Regions from separate parts of the Homo sapiens genome. Here region 1 is linked to region 2. Evidence: read pairs that join two places in POLR2A ChIA-PET (ENCODE). Cell type or tissue: HepG2. All regions are shown on one strand. Region 1 overlaps LINC02086 (long intergenic non-protein coding RNA 2086). Region 2 overlaps LOC124904028 (a long non-coding RNA gene).

Region 1 (2,500 bases), 1.6 Mb after region 2:
TTGTCATTTCCCCCCATCTTATTCTTAACGTCATAAGTCATGAAGATGAGTCATTAAGCTGGTTTACTCAATTTATCTTGTGAACATACTGATAAAAAGACTGTTATTGAATCCCCATGATTTAGAGGGTTGTAGGAGCTTCAGGGGATCCAATAAAACTCTTGAATTAAACTCAATAGTGGTCATGAGAACTAGTAATTAGCATCACTTGCCTGGTAATTGCACGGTTGGTATGAAAAATGACTCTGTGTTAGAATCCATCTTATAATGAAGGTAGGAGGTGTACACATGTTTACATTTCTTCATATTGCTTGTGCATCTACTATATATCAGGAATTATGTGAGCAACAGACTCAAGACAGGTGAGACCTCTTCCCTTCTGAAGCTTGTATTCTAGTGGGCTATTTTCATTTCATACCCCACTAACTAAGGATGTTTCTAATAATTGAAAATGCCTTTCCCTGCTTCCCCTGTTAGTAGGAGGGAAAGCTCACCCACCAGGATCCAGGCCAAACTGCCAGAAGAGAATAATATAAATTCCACATTTAAATTCTCACTACAGCCCTGCAAAGCAGGTTAACATGGTAGAAATGGATAGACCTGGGTTCAGAGGCTGGCTCTGCTACTTCCTGCTGCTTGTTCATCTCTCTGGGCCATAGTCTCCTCCTATTAAACCCTCGAGATGATAACACACACAGTATATGGCATATAAGTCCTTGGCATGTGGCATCATAGCCATTCCTATTGCCATTAGCTCATTTTTGAAGATGAGAAACTTAACACAGAGAGGTAAAGTGACTTGCCCAAGATCACACAGCTGGTAATTGGCAGAGCAGGAACTTGAACTCAAATCTTCTGACTCCGTGCCATGTCCTCTTTCCAGTCTCGCATCACTGTCTGGTATAAGGCCAGGAAGTAATTATCCATGTATCCAGGGATCTATGCTTCTGGAAGGGTGCAGGCCTGGTGACTTAGGAAGGACAGTATGGAGGTAGTGGTCGGGGGTGGGGAGAATATGAGGAGTCTCGATAGGCTAGAACCCAGTTAACGGCCAGGGGACAAGTCCAGACAGATTGGCAGGGGCAAGACCCAGCTAGAAGAACCAGATTCAGCCCCGGCCGCTGTCTGTTCACCTGCGGCCAAACACTGACCCCTGCCGGCCGCCCGAGGGAAGGCGGCGCCCGGCCCAGCTCCGGGAGTGCTGGGGGCGCTCGCGGCTGGAACTGGCGAGTGGACGCTCATCGAGCAGACAGGAGCCTAGGGGGCTGGTGGTCACAGCGCGTCCCTCTCCTGGAACCTCGAGACCTGGGTGCCTGCCTTGGCCACCAGGGTGACGTTGCATCGCCTCCTTCGCTCACTTGGCTTTTGACCAGAGCTGAGGGTTTTCCCTGCCCTGGGCCCCGACCCCGAGCATCTCCTGGGTTTCTCCTTGCCGCGCAGCCCCGCACCGTGTTTGAGACTTGAGGCTTGGCGCCTGCCCTTCCTGCCCCGTCTAGGGTGCCGGCCACCTGGAGCAGGCGGGGAGCGTCTCTAGGGCTGGATTCGAGCCTTGTGCGGGCCAGATGGACCAACTCTAGACCAAAGGCCACTTGCTGGGGCTGAGGAGACGCTGTGGCAGTGCCACCAAATACAGCTGCTTCTTGCCTCTCCTGGCTGCTCCCATCCAGATGGGTCCAGAAGGGTTGTCCCTGCAGAAGGCGCTCACTAAGGACTCTTTACCCCTTCCCTCCTTGTTCAGAACTGAGAGAGAGAGAGAGAGAGAGAGAGAGAGAGAGAGAGAGAGAGAGAGAGAGAGATGGGGGAGTTCTCTAGCATCTAGCATCCCACGCAGGGCTCAGCATTTTATTCTTTGAGATAAAAACAAGGCAGAGAGGCTTGTTAGCAATTCAAATATACTGATTTGGGGGGAAGATTTTTTTTTTTTAATTTCAATAATATTTAGAAAGTAACAACATGCTTTCAAGAGTAAGGATTGATGTCAGGTCCTTTATCTTATTCTCTCCAAATCAAGAATCTCCATTTGCAGTGGAAGAGATCTGACTCTTAAGTTTCCTGTGAAAAAGGAGGGAGGGAGGAGGGTGGAGAGGGTGAGTTGGCTGAGCTGACCACCGCTCAGGGTGAGAAGCCTGTAGCCAGTTGCCTGTAGAGTGAAGGTACTTGAGCCTGACAAGAGTAGGCAACTCTCATTTACATTGCATAAAGAACTTTCTAGTGCATCCTTGGGCCATCTGAACTTCAGTCTGACCCTTTGAGGTGGGCCTGGATGCTAGTGCTATTCTCAATTCCAGATTAGAAAGAGGGAACTTGAGGTCAGGCTTGATGGCTCACGCCTGTAATCCCAACAGTTTGGGAGGCCGAAGTGGGTGGATCACCTGAGGCCAGGAGTTCAAGATCAGCCTGGTCAACATTGCGAAACCCCATCTTTAGAAAAAACACAAAAATTAGCCAGGTATCATGACACATACCTGTGATCCCAGCTACTTGGGAGGCTGAGGCATGA
Region 2 (2,500 bases):
CAGTGGCTCACGCTTATAACCCCAGCACTTGGAGAGGCCGAGGTAGGAAGATCACTTGAGCCCAGGAGTTTGAGACCAGCCTGGGCAACATAGCAAGACCCTGTCTCTGCAAACAAAGAAAACAAAAGCAATTAAGCCGGTGTGGTGGCATGTACCTGTAGTCCCAGTTACTCTGGAGGTTGAGGTAGGAGGATCACTTGAGCCTAGGAGTTCAAGGCTGCAGTGAGCTGAGATCACACCACTACACTCCAGCCTGGGTGACAGAGCACCACCCTCGCTCTAAAAAGAAAAACAAAACAAAACAAAATCTGGCAATGCTATCCACATCGCTACAATGTCCTAGGAACAAACTCCACCCCCACCCCACATCTTCCAATGAAGAAGTGAGGTCCTTAGCACTTGACTCACCAGGCAGAGTCTGAAGGGCTCTTGAGCCCCTCGGCTGGGCCCCCAGTTCCATGACACCAAACTGCCCTACGTTCCTTCCTGCAGATGGGGACAAGATGAGGAGCCTGGAAGTGGGTGGTCCCAGGCCAGGCCAAGAACACCAGGGCCTGTTAGCATTCATCATGGCCCCAGGGCCCTCGGATTTTTGGTGGGTGAGGTCAGAAGGGGGTGGGAGCACCATGGACCCCCCTAGACTGAGCAGAGAAGGGCTGTTCTAGAGGAAGGAGGGTCCTGGACAAGGCCAGCATCTTCTGTTTGGCACGTCACCTAGCACCAGGAGGGCAGCGTGTGCAGGTGCTCAGGCATACACGAGCACAGAAACCCAGAGGCCTCATGTAGTCAGCGGCCCCCTAGATTCAACACCAAATTCCATCTGGGGTTTCCCAAGAGCAGCCACTTCGAAATGTCTTCATAAACGCTCGCTGGGCCCCCAGTGCATTCACTAAAGAATGAGCTGATTGTGCATCCTGCCGGGGCCCAGCTGGAAGGAGGGGCCTCCGAGGCCAGCCGGCCCACTTACGCCCTTCTCAGAGGAGGCAACCAGGGCCTGGAGAGCGGGAAGGCCAGGTCGCACAGGACATGAGGGGCTGAGTCAGGATCAGAACCATGCAGCGCTCAAGACGCCACACCCAGCACAGGTGGCACTCACCTCGGGCCTGGGGAGCCCTGCTCCACTGCTCTGGATGGAGGATCACTCAGGGTGGGTGGCCTCGCCTAGCCTGGCTCAGCCCAGCCCAGGGGGCCAGGCTTGGGTGAAGGGGAAGAGCCAGGGTGAATTCTGTTTTACTTGGCAGTCCCCCCCACCCCCATACTTTGGTGGACACTAATATCTGTAATGGCTGATGGCACTAGGCTGGGATCTCTTTTCAAAGCCAGCAGAATGCTCTGCTCTAGCCCGGCTCTGCCTGTAGGGGCAGTATTGTGTCGTGTTAGTCAGTGTGCCACTGAATATGTTGTGCTGTGTGACCTTAGACGAGAAATGGAACTTCTCTGGGCCTCTCTCAACAGGAAGGAGAGGGAGGAGTTGGATAACAGTACCTCCCTCATCATATAGGCCATGATGAGGATGAAACAGGCCGCTCAGAGTCTGGCATACAGTAATGGCAAATAAATGCTAGCTGTCATTCCTGGCAGAGACAAGGGGCCCATACTTCCTTCTCTGCATTTCACATGGAGGCAGAGTGGGGTGCCAAGGAGTGCAGGGTCTCGCTGCTTTTGGACTGCTCACCTCCCTGGATGGGCTGCAGCATCCAACCCCAGTTTCCCCAGGAAGCTTTGCTCACTAAACCCCTCTGCTGTCCACTGGGCCCCACTTAAGGCCAGTCAGGCCTGAGAAGGTGGGGCTGGTGACAGATCCCAGAGGATGTCCGTCCAGGTGCCGACCACTCCTGAACGTGGTCTGGGACTGGAGATGTGATTCCCTCCACTCCCAGTTTGTTCCCCCTTTCTACTCCCGCACAGCCCACTGAGCGCTGCCTGGGTCTACTTCACAGAGGAGGCCCGCCTCTCCACATGGGCTGAGAGCTCATGGAGACTGGAGGCTGTGCCTGTCACAGGTGTCCTCTCCCTTTATCCCCACTGCCATCGGCACCCCGTGCAGCCTGGCTCCTCAGGACTCTCGTAGCCATATTCAACAAGGCCTCTAGCTTGGTCACCTCATTGCCAAGGAGGGACAGGCCATGTTGGGCATGTCGCTCTCTTGTTCCCTAATCGGAGGCTCCCTGCTGCCACCTGAATAAAGTCCCATCTCAGAGAGACCTTCAGGGTCCCCCATAACCAGTCCCCACCTGACCCCCACCCCCCACCATGTTCTCCAGCCCCTCCTCTTACTCTTTCTGCTTCTCTCCTTGCCTCTGTCCAGGCAGTTTTTTCCACCTAGTTTCTTCCCCAAATCCCTCCCAGAAACCGAACACATTCTTCCCCATCCTTTAAAGCTCAGCCCAAATGCCACCTCCTCCAGAAAGCCTACCTGGACTTGGATCTTCCTTCAACAAGTGATTGTCTGCTCCCTGCTCGCCCCTACCCAGGCCTCTTCCCTGGGCCTCTCTGACAG

What was found. Peaks named below come from ENCODE experiments on the same cell type or tissue, not always from the same donor. Only the 100,000 strongest peaks of a DNase experiment are listed, where the experiment ranks them.
Region 1: POLR2A ChIA-PET joins it to region 2 with 6 read pairs; 1 of 35 experiments calls an interaction of 5 or more read pairs at or near these places.

Annotation. Positions count from the first base shown.
Region 1 is chr17:48,677,260-48,679,759 of GRCh38, reverse strand. The region is part of intron 3 of LINC02086 (long intergenic non-protein coding RNA 2086); the gene reads right to left. Among named protein-coding and RNA genes, the nearest start is that of LINC03057, 32 kb to the right of the region's middle. In HepG2, a CTCF peak has its summit at 1,172 (motif pointing left); a DNase peak (open chromatin) is centred at 1,149; H3K27me3 peaks cover 1,088 bases.
Region 2 is chr17:50,269,145-50,271,644 of GRCh38, reverse strand. It overlaps LOC124904028 (a long non-coding RNA gene), which reads right to left. Exons shown (of 3, transcript XR_007065846.1): 1 at 2,417-2,500; 2 at 409-486; 3 at 242-279. It also overlaps a transcript of TMEM92 not described here. Among named protein-coding and RNA genes, the nearest start is that of TMEM92, 4.1 kb to the left of the region's middle. In HepG2, a CTCF peak has its summit at 1,371; a DNase peak (open chromatin) is centred at 1,354; H3K27me3 peaks cover 1,620 bases.